Regions from separate parts of the Homo sapiens genome. Here all the other regions are linked to region 1. The links are chromatin contacts, found by Hi-C or POLR2A ChIA-PET in ENCODE. All regions are on one chromosome and are shown on one strand. The core of a region is the stretch at or near the end of the contact, and the rest is flanking DNA. Distances in the headings are between cores, read along the strand shown. Region 1 holds the start of CATSPERG (catsper channel auxiliary subunit gamma). Region 2 overlaps SIPA1L3 (signal induced proliferation associated 1 like 3). Region 3 holds the start of ACTN4 (actinin alpha 4). Region 4 overlaps CAPN12 (calpain 12). Region 5 overlaps ACTN4 (actinin alpha 4).

Region 1 (2,700 bases), core at 180-2,679:
CTCAAGTGGTCTTCCTGCCTCAACCTCCCAGGTAGCTGGGGTCACAGGGATGGACCACCACACTGGGCTAATTTAAAAAAATTGTTAGCAACAGGGTCTTACCATATTGCCCAGGCTGGCCTCAAGCGATCCTCCTACCTCAGCCTCCCAAAGTACTGGGATTACAGGTGTGCAGCACCACATCTGGCTTAATTTTTTTTTTTTTTTTTGAGACAGGGTCTCATTCTGTCGCCCAGGCTGGAGTGCAGTGGAGGGATCTCGGCTCACTGCAACCTCCGCCTCCTGGGTTCAAGCAACTCCTGCCTCAGCCTCCCGAGTAGCTGGGATTACAGGTGCCCGCCGCCATGCCCGGCTAATTGTTGTATTTTTTGGTAGAGACAAGGTTTTATCATGTTGGCCAGGCTGGTATCCAACTTCAGACCTCAAGTGATCCGCCTGCCTCAGCTTTCCAAAGTGCTGGGATTATAGGCATGAGCCACTATGCCCAGCCAGAGACTCCATCTTTAAAACAAAAACAAAAACTCAGGGTGTGGTACCCACCAACCTGGCTTACCCAGCCTTTTAGGTGAGTCTAATGCATGCTCAAATTTGAAAACCACTGGGTTAAACGTCTGGTCTGGAGTTCATCAAAAAGTCATGGCCTGAATCCTTACCTGTAAGGCATCAGAATGCAAATGAAAATTAACTTAATGAATATTTTACTTGAGCCGGGCACACTTCCCACAACAGTATAGGATGGCTGTCCTTGTCCTGTTTTGTAGAGGACGGTGCTAAGCAGCCTATTCATTCTCACAAGGTCTCCAGGAAACCACACTTTTTTAAGGAGTAGAATTTTGGGGTAGGGCCGGGCGCAGTGGCTCACGCCTGTAATCCCAGCACTTTGGGAGGCCGAGGCGGGTGGTTCGCCTGAGGTCAGGAGTCGAGACCAGCCTGGCCAACATGATGAAACCCCGTTTCTACTAAAAATACAAAAAATAAATTAGCCAGGCGTGGTGGCGGGAGCCTATAATCCCAGCTACTCGGGAGGCTGAGGCAGGAGAATCGCTTGAATCCGGGGCAGGGGCGCGGAGGTTTCAGTGAGCCGAAATCGCGCCACTTCACACTCCAGCCTGGGAGAAAGAGCGAAACTCCGTCTCAAAAAAATATATATATATATATATTTGGGTAGGAAGCACAAGTAGGGACCGTGCTTGCTGCCAGAACAACCAATAGAAACTCCTTGAAGGCCTTCCTGGCACAAACGTAGTCTCCAGCACCCTCTGCCGACCAGGCCCCGCGCCCTCAGTGCTGAGACAGCCTCCAGCCCTCGGTGCCTTAGGGGTTGCGCGTCACCTTGGAGACCGCGTGAGAGGAGGGCGTGCCTCTGCAAAGGCGGAAGTCGGCTGTGGAAGTGTGGGCGGCCATTTTGAGACCGGGCAAGAGGGGCGGGACTGGTGCGGCCGAGTGACAGTTGACCGGTTTTAACCAAGTGACTGGTACCACGGGGCCGGGGAAAAAGCTGTGCCATCCAGGGGCGGGGGGATGCCGGGGACGGGGAGGAACTAGGAAGGGGAGGGGAAGGGGAAGGCGAGAAGGGGAGAGGCAGGGGAAAGAGGGGAAGAGTCGTGGGAGCTGGGAGAGGAGGGAAAGAGGGGAAGAGTCGTGGGAGCTGGCAGAGGAGGGAAAGGGGGAGCCGAACGTGAAGGGCGAAGGGCGGGGCGGGGCAGGAGAGTCGGGGTATAGAGCAGGCAGGTGTTAATGGCATGGGAAGGAAGAGTAAGAAGTGGGGCAAGAAGGTGTCGCGGTACGAGGGGAAGGTGAGACTCAAGAAGGTGCCGGCTAAGAAGCTGGTGCCGGCGTGGAAGGAGAAGGTGTGGGGCGAGGAAACAACGAAGGGCGAGGAAAGATCCCGAGGCGAAGAGACAGTTTTCATCGAGAAGGGGCAGGGCGAGGAGGAGGGGCGTTACCAGAGGGCGGGACGGGGCGACGGGCCCGCGCGGGAAGAACCAATCGCCGAGAACCCGGGGAAGGAACGGGTCCATAAAGACCAAGTGGAGGAGTAGGGGCGCGGTCAGGAGCGGAAGCAGAGTGAGGAGCAAGCCCCGGGCGAGAAACGGGGGCCCGGCCGGGAGCAAGAGCAGGGGCGGGGCCGGGAGCAAGAGCAGGGGCGGGGCCCGGAGACGGGCGAGACCAGGTACAGTACCCAGCCCCTGGGCAGACCCCGAGCGAGGAGAAAGCGGCGATACCAAGAGAAGTGCGAGGGTGGGGCAAGAGGTTGGGGCACAGCCGGGTGGAAGTACACGGGTGCGATCGCAGGCAGAAGCAGTACGGGGGAACTTAAGAGGGGGACTGTCAAAGCGAGAAATAGAAACCAAGACCAGGTGAAGAGCAAGAGTGGAATACAGGGAGGGGGCGGAATAAGGAGCAAGGTGAGGATAAAGTTAAAGGAAGAGACGTGGAGGCGGCGGGGCGGAACGAGGCGGAGGAGCAGGGGTGTGGCCAGAAACATTAGTAGGGCTGGGGCCCGGAGCAATAGCAGAGGTGCGATACCCACGAGGGTCGGGGGCAGGGCCAGGAGCAAGAGCAGGGGCGGGACCAGGAGCAAGTGCAGAGGCGGAGCCAGGAACAAGAGCAGAGGCGGGGCTAAAAGTCCGTGCGGGGGCAGGGCCAGGAGCAAGAGCAGGGGCGGGACCAAGAGCAAGTGCAGGGGCGGGGCCAGGA
Region 2 (2,700 bases), core at 90-2,589, 330 kb before region 1:
GGTTGTGCATCCATCATCATCCATCCACAGAACATTTTTCATCTTGTAAACTGAAACTCTGTCTCTGAAAAACAATATTCTCCATCCCCAAGACCCCAGTCCCTGGAAGCCACCTTTCTATTTTCTGTCTCTATGAGATTGACGAATGTAAGTGTCTCCTATGAGTGGAATCATCCGGTATTTGTCCTTTTGTGGCTGGCATATTTTATTTAGTATCATGTCTTTAAGGTTCATTCATGTTGTATATATCAGAATTTCCTTCCTTTATGAGGCTAAATAATATTCCAATTCATATTTAAGGCTAAATAATAATGATATGTATATATCACATTTTGTGGCCAGGTGCGGTGGCTCACACCTGTAATCCCAGCACTTTGGGAGTCTGAGGCGGGCGGATCACAAGGTCAACAGATTGAGACCATCCTGGCCAACATGGTGAAACCCTGTCGGTACTAAAAATACAAAAATTAGCTGGGAGTGGTGGCGTGCGCCTGTAATCCCAGGAGGCAGGAGAATCGCTTGAACCTGGGAGGCGGAGGTTGCAGTGAGCTGAGATCACGCCACTGCACTCCAGCCTGGTGACAGAGCGAGACTCCATCTCAAAAAAAAAAAAAAAAAAAAAAAAAAATTTATATGTATATATATATATCTCACATTTTGCTTATCTATTTATCTGTTGATGGACACTTGGGATGCTTCTACCTTTTGGCTATAGTGAATAATGCTGCTGTTAACACTGGTGTGCTGGCAGGGCACAGTGGCTCATGCCTGTAATCCCAGCACTTTGGGAGCCAAGACAGGTGGATCACTTGAAGCCAGGAGTTCGAGACCAGCCTGGCCAATGTGGTGAAACCCGATCTCTACTAAAAATACAAAAAAATTAGCCAGGCGTGGTGGCATGCTGCTGTAGTCTCAGCTACTCGGGAAGCTGAGGCATGAGAATGGCTTGAACCCAGGAGGTGGAGGTTGCAGTGAGCCGAGTTCACACACTCCAGCCTGGGCAACAGAGTGAGATTCCATCTCAAAAGATAAAATAAAAATAAGACTGAAAACAGGAGAGTTTATTCAGTAAACATCAACTGAAGACCCTACTCTGGGCCAGGCACCAATGAGCAAGGCAGGCACAGCTCCTCCCTGGTGGAGCCCACAGCCAGGGAGAAAACACAAGAACCGCAGAGCCATATGGATAAGTACTGTGTTCTGCGTGCTCTGAAGAAGAATGGGATTTTTCAAGCTGTAGTACAGGGAGATTCACAGAGGCTCCCCAAGGAAGTATAGTTTAAGTGTCATTTTCTGGGTGCAAATGGAAAACGTGAATTTGGTGTATGTCTCTAGATAAGCCCCACTTCTGAATGATTCCGGCTGTGGGCAGGGATCCCCAGATGGGCGTTGCTATGGAAGCAGCTTGCACCTCTCACTTCCTGACTTGAGTTTATTTCCGAGTTTCCCGTGCCACCGCCAGTTCCCAGCTGTAAATACAGACGTGGCAGGGTCCCTTTTTCCTGCTGCCTCGTAGCTGCCCAGAGAACGGATGTGGCTGGAATCCAGCCCAGGAGCCTCCTCCCGAGAGAGCTCGTTGTGGAACCTGCCATGTGGCGGTTTCTCTTCCATCCCGCCTCTTTCCTTTGTCCTCTCTCGGGACTGTGCCAGCGTGCCCCAGCCTGTGTTTTGAAACTTTAGACCCCAGCTTGTATTTGGTAGAGAAATGAGCTCATGAGGGCTTCCTCCGCCACCCAGCAACCGGGAAGTTGAGTCAAATCTCTTTCATTTCAGATCCATCCCCCACCCCCACCCCCAGGCCAGATTTGCCACCCTTCTGACAGAAACTGGGTTAGCTGTTCTCTGGGACTGTTTGTGAGGAGGGGACTTGTTGACCTGAACAAAGGAACTACAAACAAGACAGGGGAGGGATGTGGCTGATTGCTCACTGGGATTGGGACTTTTCAGCTACCCTTCAGTGCTTTCGAATAGTAATTGCTAACGTGTTGAGAATTTACAGTGTGCTAGACAGTCTTTAAATCACTTTTAATCCATTTAACAGCTCAATCAAGTGTATATAATTATCCCCATTCTAGAGCTGGGGAGGCGGTGGGCAAGTTCGGCAAGTTGAGTCATTGGCCAAATTCCTGTACTGCAGCAATTTAGGCAAAAAGTGGGCATTTAACCAGAGGCTCCTGGGGCGGCCCAGAGACCTGAAGAAAGCCTCAGGACCAGTCAGTTACTTGGTTGCAAGTAACAAAAACACCAACTCAAATAGACATAAATTTTAGGGGAAAGGATTGGCTCATTCAACTGGAAAGCCCAGAGGTGGGGCAGATGTCTGGGCTGGCTGGTCCAGGAGCCTGGGGCTATTGCCAGTGACCCATTTTCCTTCTGTCTCTTTATTGTTCCCTCTGATGTCAGTGTCATCCTCAAACGTGGCTCCCCTGAAAGTTGCACACCAGCTGCCAGGACCCGCTCAGGCTTGTGTCCTTATCCCTGTCCTGAAAGAAAAAGAAGGTATCTGTCCCGAACTATCATGCAAAACCTCAGAGCTCCTGTCTGATTGGACTAGCACTGGTCATGTGATCTTCCCCGAACCAATCACTAATAAGAGGGGTGAGCTCACACTAGCAGGCTGGTTGCAAAACCTGCCATAGAGGAAGGGCGGGCTGGGTGCTGGGATTGGAACCAGGACACACATGCCACTGTATCTGCATT
Region 3 (2,700 bases), core at 161-2,660, 310 kb after region 1:
TTGGAATATACAATACTACCTATTTTTTACTTTTATGTATATTTTTGAGACAGGATTTCGCTTCTGGAGTGCATTGGTGTGATCACAGCTCACTGCAGACTGGAACTCCTGGGCTCAAGTGATGTCCCTTCCTCAGCCTCCTGAGTAGCTGGGACTACAGGTGCACACAGCCATGCCCAGTGAATTTTTACATTTCTTGTAGAGACAGGTTCTTGTTATGTTGCCTAGGCTGGCCTTGAACTCTTGGGCTCAAGCCATCCTCCCGCCTCAGCTTCCCAAAGTGCTGGGATTACAGGTGTGAGCCCCTGTGCCTGTCTACATATTTTTTAAAATTTTGAGTGTTGAGGCCAGGCGCAGTGGCTCATGCCTGTAAGCCCAGCACTTTGGGAGGCCGAGGTGGGCGGATCACCTGAGGTCGGGAGTTTGAGACCAGCCTGACCAACATGGAGAAACCCCGTCTCTACTAAAAATACAAAATTAGCCAGGAGTGGTGGCACATGCCTGTGATCCCAGCTACTCGGGAGGCTGAGGCAGGAGAATAGCTTGAACCTGGGAGGCGGAGGTTGCAGTGAGCCCAGATCACGCCATTGCACTCCAGCCTGGGCAACAAGAGCGAAACTCCGTCTCAAAAAAAAAAATTTGTGTGTTGGTTGGGCGCGGTGGCTCACGCCTGTAATTCCAGCACTTTGGGAGGCTGAGGCGGGAGGATCGCTTGAGCTCAAGAGTTCAAGACCAGCCTGGCCAACATGGTGAAACCCCGTCTCTACTAAAAAAATACAAAAATTAGCCGGGTGTGGTGGAGCATGCCTGTGTTCCCAGCTACTCGGGAGGCTGAGGCAGGAGAATTGCTTGAATCCGGGAGGCGGAGGTTGCAGTGAGCCGAGATCGCGCCACTGCACTCCAGCCTGGGAGACAGAGCGAGACTCCGTCTCAAAAAATAATAAAAATAAAAGTAGATTTGTGTGTATGTGGCTTCCTTTACTAGAAGGTAGTTTCATGAAAGTTGGGATTTTTTTCTGTTTTTAGTGCCTGCGTAAAACATAGTCTGGCACAGAATAGGTGTTCAATAAATATTTGTTGAATTTGTGTCGCTGAATGGGAACCCGGTGCAGTGCATTCCAAGCCTGAGCTGGTTCAGGTCCGATGGCGGGGCCTGCCCTTATGAATCATTCATGATCTGGCCCCGCCCATACGCGAACGACGCGCGCGTTCACGCCGGAGAGGGGGCGCGGCTCGCCCCCGGGCTGAGTCGGGCGGCCAGGAAGCGGGACTCTGCGCAGGCGCCAAGCTCCGGAGCGCGGCCTTGGTGCCTTTTCTGGTTTGGCAGGCGCGCGCGCGCGGGAGGGCGGCAACCTCGGCGCTGTGCGCAGGCGCGGCGGGCAGTGCGCAGGCGCGGGCGGAGGGCGGGCTGAAGCAGCTGAAGCGGCGGTAGCGGCGGCGGCTCGGGCAGAGGGGCGGGAGCTGAGGCGGGAGCGGACAGGCTGGTGGGCGAGCGAGAGGCGGCGGAATGGTGGACTACCACGCGGCGAACCAGTCGTACCAGTACGGCCCCAGCAGCGCGGGCAATGGCGCTGGCGGCGGGGGCAGCATGGGCGACTACATGGCCCAGGAGGACGACTGGGACCGGGACCTGCTGCTGGACCCGGCCTGGGAGAAGCAGCAGCGCAAGGTGCGCGGCCCGCGGGCCGGACGGGCTGGAGGGGCTTTTCTGAGGGGGCCCGGGGAGGGGTGGGAGGTCCTGAAAGGTAACTGGAGCGTCTGTGATGGGAACGGGGGGGTCCCGAGAAGGAATTGGCGGGTCCGGGAAGGGAATTGGAGTCCTGAGGAGGAATCGCCGAGCTAGAGGAAGGAATTGGGAATCTGAAAAGAGAATTGGCGGCTGGGTGGGGAATATGGGAGTCAAATAAAAGGAATCGGGAAGGCTGATGAAGGATTTGGAGGGTCTGGGCGTGCCATTAGGGGAAACCGAGGAGATGACTGGGCAGGCTGAAATGGAACTGGGATCCGAGGCGGGCTTGAAGGGTCGGAGCATGGGTTGGGGGTGCTGGGAGGAGAATCAGGGGAGGCTGAGAAGGGAATTTCTGGGTCTGGGAAGTGTGAGGAGGAGCTTGAGTGTGGAGGGGTTGGTTATTTGGAGAGCAGAAAGATCTGAAGGAGATTGGAATTGGGGGAGCCTCAGGTTGGGGGAGTTATAAAGGGGATGAAGAATCAAGTGTGAGGATGGAGTGGAGATTGTGGGGTCTGAAGACGGGTGGGAAGACTAGGGAGGCTGGGAAGATGAAAACAGGGGCTAAGGGTAGAATTGAGCATGAAAAGACATGGGCTTAGGGTGTGAGGAGGGTAGAGGTGCCAGGACTGGGGGTCTGAGGAGGGTGGGGTGCGGAAGGAAGAAGTTAAGGGGCCCGTGAATCAGACGTTTTTGAAGGGGGTGAGATTTATTTGTGGTGCCCTGTTCCAAAGGGGAGAAGATTAAGAGATAGGAGGAATAATAAGAGGAATTGATGAGGGATGGAGAAGCCGAAGTAGAGGGGATACGGAGAGTGGGGATAATTTGGGGAGGGATTTCTAAAGAATTGATGGGAAGCTGAAAAGCTAAAGCGTTGGAGAGAATGAGGAAGTGTAGAGGGAGAAGGTGAGATCGGTGGGAGGGAGGGTGAGCTGGAATGGTGGATAATGGGAGAGAGGTTCGTTTAGGAAAAT
Region 4 (2,700 bases), core at 201-2,700, 400 kb after region 1:
TTAAATCCTGTGGGGCTTTCTCCTTGCCAGTGGGCACTGGAGGATATTTCTGTGCAGCAAAAAATATAGTCAATCCCATATGGAGTCAGTTTCCTTACAGTCTACCTCAGAGGCGATTTCTAAAGCTGAGAAACCATGTCTGCTGTGGAGTCTCATTGGAGGCTTTTAAAAACCCAAAACAATGGGTTCTTGACCCCTTCTGAGATGCAAGGTTGTGCCTGATGACCTTTGTCTCCCACACGGCCAGACAAACCCAGTTCCAAGTACCGTTTCATGGGCTTCTGCTGCTTCCAAAGCCCATCTTCACCCCCATTCTGTGTGTTCATTCTCTTCACAAATATCTACCAAGTAAGTGCCATTTCATGCTGTGCCCAGTGCCAGGTGCTGTTTTAACAGGAGGGCAGGTGGCCTGCAGCCTCTTCCTGCCCGTGTGACCTGCCCCAGGTCACTCCCTCTGGCATTCATCTGCCCTCGGGCATAGGGGTGGAGGCTGCCATGCCCAGGGCTATGGGGAAACCCAGCCAGATGGGGTGGAAGGACCCGAGAAGGCGCTGGAGCCCCTCAGCTGCCACTGCAGGAGTTCCCGTTTGAGAAATTCTCAAGGGCACTTTATCAGTTTCCTTCTTCCTGGAATAACTCCTGGCATGTAACAGGCACTCACTGGTGCCAGATGCGTGAACACAAGCCTGCCACCTGCCACCTGCTGTGAGTCCTTGCTCCCTCACCTCCACTCCTGTCTATCTCCGGCCCAGCCTCTCCCTCTCTGCCCCACGTCTCCCAATCCTTGGCTGTCTCTGACCCCATTTCTCCCCCTTTGACTTGGGCTTTTTCTTTTTTCTTTTTTGAGACGGAGTCTCGCTCTGTTGCCCAGGCTGGAGTACAATGGCATGATCTTGGCTCACTGCAACCTCCACCTCCCGGGTTCAAGAGATTCTCCTGTCTCAGCCTCCCAAGTAGCTGGGATTACAGGCACGCACCACCACGCCTGGCTAATTTTTGTAGTTTTAGTAGAGACGGGGGTTCCGCCATGTTGCCCAGGCTGGTCTTGAACTCCTAGGCTCAAGCAATCTGGCAATCTGCCTGCCTTAGCCTCCCAAAGTGCTGGCATTACAGGCGTGAGCCACCACGCCCGGCTGGCTCTTTTGGACACTTGACCACCTTCTCTGGGTCTCACACTCACAGCCACACCCAAACCCTCTCCCTCTGGCTCTCCGACTCCATCACAGTCACCCCAGCCCCCATCTCCCTGTGGCTCCATCTGCTGTGTGGTGGCAGACAGGCCCCAGAGTGGGGTTGGGGATCTGGGAACTCCAAGTTCTGACCCCAGCCCACTCTCCAAATCCCCTCCACATGAGGGTCACAGTGCTGTACTGTCTCATCTGCCTTGGAGCCCATGGAAAGCCTTTCTCTCTGGCTCTCTTTCTTGGTTAGGATGTTGTGCTGGGCTTGTTCCAGCTCATCAGGAGGAACTCAGCCTAGTAGCAGAGGCCATTGGCCGGCTCTCTTTGGGGCTTTTGGTAATGAAAGCTGCATTCTCCAATCACTAAGTGCTATGCCCTGCAGTGCATGGACGACTCCTCACCACCCTGTGTACTAGCTTTTTTTTTTTTTTTTTGAGAGGCAGGCTCTTGCTCTGTCACCCAGGCACAATCACGGCTCACTGCAGCCTCAGCCTCCCGGGCTCAAGCCATCCTCAAGCCTCAGCCTCCTGAGTAGCTGGGACCATAGGTGTGAGCCACCACACCAGGCCCTGGCCATTTTAGAGAGGAAAATGGAGGCTCAAAGAGATGAAGTCAAGTGCCCAGGGCCCCTCCTGGAGTCAGTAGAGTGAGGATTCCAACCCCGGTGCACCAGAATCCAGAACATTCTACCATGCTGCCCTGGGGGCCAGACCCTCTCAGATACCAGCTCCTAATCTTCCCCTTCCTGGAGGGGCCTCTCCCTGCCCCAGAACCCCTACCAGGCACATCCCCCTTTCATGTCCTCCCCACCCCACACACGCCCCTTGCCCTTCTCCTTCCTTATTTGGCCTCTTTCAGGGTCACCCAACCCCTGCCAGGGACTGGCAACAAGCTAAGGTGTGGGCCTGTGGATGGCCACAGTGCAGACGGCCACAGCTGAGCAGGGGGACTTGGAGACAATGGGATGGGAGAGAACAGGTCCTGTCCCCACGACCACCCCAGGACCCTGTCCACACCTGCTGCATTCAGTGCCAGCCTCAGCTCGTAGGAGTTCATGGTTCCAGAGGTGTCCTCATCGAACTTGTTAAATATGGCCTGGGCAGGAAGGATGAGTCAGGGCTGCCCTCCATGCCCTGAAGAGGGCTGCCAATGGGGCCTCCCAGGCAAGACAGCCTGGTGCCCATCCCAACTCCCTTTCTTCTGGTGTGGACCCCCAGCAAGCAGCCTAGCCACTTGGGACTTCTGTTTCCCAATCTGTAAAATGGGAATAAGAGCAATGACCCAGAGGACAAGCTGAGGCTGGGTGGGGGCAGGGATATCCCAGCCAGATCTCTCCAAGTCAGCCTAGTCCAGTACCCCCTCGTTCCCTGGGGACCTGATAGCCCACAGGGTGCCTATGTCTCTGTTAGTAAAGGTTTCTCTCTTTCTGGGAAGAGGCCCAGTCTCCCACCTCACCTGCCACTCCAGGAGGTAGCCCCAGAGCTGCTGGAAGTGGTGTAAGGCCAGGCTTTGCCCATGC
Region 5 (2,700 bases), core at 164-2,663, 350 kb after region 1:
TCCTTTGACGTCATACCCACACCGCTCCTGGAGACAGCCACCCCTTCATGCCAGCCCCAGGAAGGCTTGTAGGTGGGGCGAGCCAGGGTGAGAGTGTAGCCCTGTTCCTCGGCCAGGGCAGATGTTTCACCATTTTTAATGGAGCAATTATGAGTCAGAGGTTTCAGTCTCTACTGGTTCCTCCCGATCCTATAATTACTCTTTGGCTATAGAATCCTATTTTGATCTCTTCTTTTCTTTTCTCTTCTTTCTCTCTCTGTGGTCATGGTCAGGTTTTTCTTTTTTTAAATCCTCCCAAGACACTGCTAATGTTGTCTGTCTCATGCATCCAAGGAATCTGAGATGGACTGAATATTGTCAAGGGAAAAAAAAAGAGACCCCCAAATCCAGAGTGATTTCTTAACCCACCCAAATGGCTTTTTGTTTGTTTGTTTGTTTGTTTGAGACGGAATCTCGCTCTTTAGCCAGGGTGGAAGGCAGTGGCGTGATCTCAGCTCACTGCAACCTCTGCCTCCTGGGTTCAAGCGATTCTCCTGCCTCAGACTCCCAAGTAGCTGTGATTACAGGCACATGCCACCAAGCCCAGCTAATTTTTGTATTTTTAGTAGAGATAGGGTTTCACCATGTTGACCGGGATGGTCTCGAACTCCTGACCTCGTGATCCACCCACCTTGGCCTCCCAAAGTGCTAGGATTACAGGTGTGAGCCACCGTGCTTGGCCAACCCACCCAAATTGTGTACCCTACACCATCCTAGTGCTTGGGAGCCAACACCCACTCACAGGAGGCTAAGGGCAAGTTTAGGTAACTCTTAACACCACGAATTAGTTGCCTGCTGGCAAACTTCAAACTCCAAGCCTGAAATTTCTGGTTGGAGTCACCTCCCAGATGGACTCAGGGATTCATTCACCCCCTCATCCAGTGCTCACGGAGCCTCTGTGAGGTGCAGGCCTGGAGAGGAGCCCTGTGGCCTCAGCAAAGGGCAGGCAGGCTGGTGAGCACCCAACCTCTGGATCGAGGGGACTCAATTATGCGGATAAAGGCCCCTAATCCTCTCAGTGCTCCAAACTCACTCTGCTTCTGAAAGGGATCTTCGTACCCTGGGTTCAGAGAGTAGGAAGCCCGCAGGGACCGAGTATGCATGAAACAAGCCCAAGTCTGTGGGGGCTGTACATGGTCAAGATCACAGATTTCCAGACCAAGCCAGCTCCACCCTAGCTGGGATGCCCACCCTGAGACACCCCTCTCTGCTTTCACTGGAATAGGATGGCCCTGACTTGGCCGGGTGGACTGTTGAATCAGAGCCTCTCAAAACAGGAAAAAGGAAAAGGATCACCAAGCAGGAGTTTCAGTTGTCAAAGACAAAACCCTTACCACGATTAAAGATTACTCCAGGGCCTCGCATATTCACCCTTCCACCAGCAGGGCCCAGTTTACGGATCATTTGAATACTAGCAAAAAAACAAGCCATCTGCTGGAGAGATTGAACAGAGGGAGAAACAGGAGTGTTTGCCCTGCTTCCAGACACCCCTTTCCTGTGGCAGTTCCTGCACCTGGCAAGATCTACTGGGGAATTCCCGGGGTCCCACTAGCTCAGGACGGGTGTGTAGCACTTGCCTAAATAACAATCCCATCAGTGCCCTGTCTGACCTTTTCTCCCCAAATGCCAAAGGCCTCTTGTCTGGATGAACAAATCCCTGGGCGGATTTGTCCAGACTAAAACGTTAATTCTAAAGACTGGGCCCCTTAGGCACTCGCTAAGATTCCAGGCCACACTGTCTCAAGGCCAGAATTGGCTTACTTGGCTATCTTTTTGAAAGATCAAAGTTTAAACCAGATGATCTGTAGTCCCCCACCCCCACCCTGAAACCTGAGCTTAGCTGTAAGCATTGAAAGTAAATGGGGTGTTTGTAGCTCACCCTCCCTGTTCTCCAGGTGAAGGGCCCCGTGTGCCTGATCATTTCATAGCAAAATGCTAGATGGGGCCAGAGGAGGCCCCAGCCTCTGCTGCTGCCCTAATTTTAAAACTGCCTTTTGGGAGTGTAAGTTTCCTCTGTTAAAGGTAGTTATTTCAAGGTAGGCCTCACCATCTCCTCCTCCTGGTGAGAAGCTCTGCCTGGAGGGCTGAGCACTGCCTCCCGCTCTGTGGGCCCCACCTGCCTTGGGTTGAGACCTATCTCTTCCTGGACTCTGTGTGGGGAGTGCAGGCTCTTCCCCTTGGGGAGAACCCAGTTCTTTGACGTATAATCTGAGTGGTTTGGGTTGGTTGGTTGGTTGGTTGGTTGGTTTCCCATGTGTGGGATGGCTCCGGAAGTCTGTTTGAGAACAGAGGCAGGCTCAGATGGGAGCAGCTCCTACCCCGGGCCGCCTATCCCCCTTTACCCTGGGGTTTCTTTTAGCTCCAAGCATCCATTCCAGTCTAACAAATCTGGTGGCAGAGTCTCTTTTTTTTTTTTTTTTGAGACAGAGTCTCACTCTGTTGCCCAGGCTGGAGTACAGTGGCACAATCTCGGCTCACTGCAGCCTCCGCCTCCTGGGCTCAAGCGATTCTCTTGCCTCAGCCTCCTGAGTATCTGGGATTACAGGCGTGTGCCACCACGTCTGGCTAATTTTTCTGTATTATTAGTAGAGACGGCTGGTCTCTACTAATAGTTCAAGACGGCTGGTCTTGAACTCCTGACCTCAAATGATCCACCTGCCT

Evidence for each region. Hi-C counts contacts between places; a loop is a spot of excess contacts on that map. ChIA-PET counts read pairs that join two places held with the same protein, here RNA polymerase II (POLR2A). Pooled maps may share reads with other maps.
Region 2: a loop to region 1 is called in a map of ascending aorta, with 6 times the contacts of the local background. The contact joins the enhancer-like site here to the promoter of CATSPERG in region 1. A Hi-C loop is called at or near these places in 3 of 168 maps with a recorded cell type or tissue (ascending aorta, lower leg skin and mammary epithelial cell), 2 of 37 single-sample maps with no recorded cell type and 12 of 50 pooled maps. POLR2A ChIA-PET finds 5 or more read pairs at or near these places in 1 of 52 experiments (WTC11).
Region 3: a loop to region 1 is called in a map of CD8-positive, alpha-beta T cell, with 38 times the contacts of the local background. The contact joins the promoter of ACTN4 here to the promoter of CATSPERG in region 1. A Hi-C loop is called at or near these places in 3 of 168 maps with a recorded cell type or tissue (CD4-positive, alpha-beta memory T cell, CD8-positive, alpha-beta T cell and naive thymus-derived CD4-positive, alpha-beta T cell) and 10 of 50 pooled maps. POLR2A ChIA-PET finds 5 or more read pairs at or near these places in 3 of 52 experiments (IMR-90, Panc1 and activated CD8-positive, alpha-beta memory T cell).
Region 4: a loop to region 1 is called in a pooled map, with 10 times the contacts of the local background. The contact joins the enhancer-like site here to the promoter of CATSPERG in region 1. A Hi-C loop is called at or near these places in 2 of 37 single-sample maps with no recorded cell type and 9 of 50 pooled maps. POLR2A ChIA-PET finds 5 or more read pairs at or near these places in 2 of 52 experiments (Panc1 and WTC11).
Region 5: a loop to region 1 is called in a pooled map, with 5 times the contacts of the local background. The contact joins the enhancer-like site here to the promoter of CATSPERG in region 1. A Hi-C loop is called at or near these places in 2 of 50 pooled maps. POLR2A ChIA-PET finds 5 or more read pairs at or near these places in 2 of 52 experiments (CD8-positive, alpha-beta memory T cell and activated T-cell).

The regions. Positions count from the first base shown.
Region 1 is chr19:38,334,401-38,337,100 of GRCh38, forward strand. It overlaps CATSPERG (catsper channel auxiliary subunit gamma), which reads left to right and starts at 1,430. Exons shown (of 29, transcript NM_021185.5): 1 at 1,430-1,475. RefSeq lists enhancers at 1,169-1,463, 1,268-1,477 and silencers at 1,598-1,677, 2,048-2,217.
Region 2 is chr19:38,002,117-38,004,816 of GRCh38, forward strand. The region is part of intron 1 of SIPA1L3 (signal induced proliferation associated 1 like 3); the gene reads left to right. Among named protein-coding and RNA genes, the nearest start is that of SIPA1L3, 96 kb to the left of the region's middle. RefSeq lists enhancers at 1,365-1,896, 2,303-2,422. Within about 2 kb of position 1,340, at least 36 of the 41 ENCODE cell types and tissues checked have a DNase peak (open chromatin) inside an H3K27ac peak, as active enhancers do; they include ascending aorta and mammary epithelial cell, where a contact is called at or near this core.
Region 3 is chr19:38,646,239-38,648,938 of GRCh38, forward strand. ACTN4 (actinin alpha 4) reads left to right here and starts at 1,411. Exons shown (of 21, transcript NM_004924.6): 1 at 1,411-1,669. The coding sequence starts at 1,508. RefSeq lists silencers at 1,251-1,440, 1,671-1,750.
Region 4 is chr19:38,731,506-38,734,205 of GRCh38, forward strand. It overlaps CAPN12 (calpain 12), which reads right to left. Exons shown (of 21, transcript NM_144691.4): 17 at 2,637-2,699; 18 at 2,198-2,276. ACTN4 (actinin alpha 4) reads left to right here. Exons shown (of 21, transcript NM_004924.6): 21 at 1-84. Among named protein-coding and RNA genes, the nearest start is that of CAPN12, 12 kb to the right of the region's middle. RefSeq lists an enhancer at 2,643-2,692. Within about 2 kb of position 1,451, at least 25 of the 41 ENCODE cell types and tissues checked have a DNase peak (open chromatin) inside an H3K27ac peak, as active enhancers do; they include Panc1, where a contact is called at or near this core.
Region 5 is chr19:38,684,523-38,687,222 of GRCh38, forward strand. All of the region lies in intron 1 of ACTN4 (actinin alpha 4), which reads left to right. Among named protein-coding and RNA genes, the nearest start is that of ACTN4, 38 kb to the left of the region's middle. RefSeq lists enhancers at 144-283, 1,454-1,513. Within about 2 kb of position 1,414, at least 36 of the 41 ENCODE cell types and tissues checked have a DNase peak (open chromatin) inside an H3K27ac peak, as active enhancers do.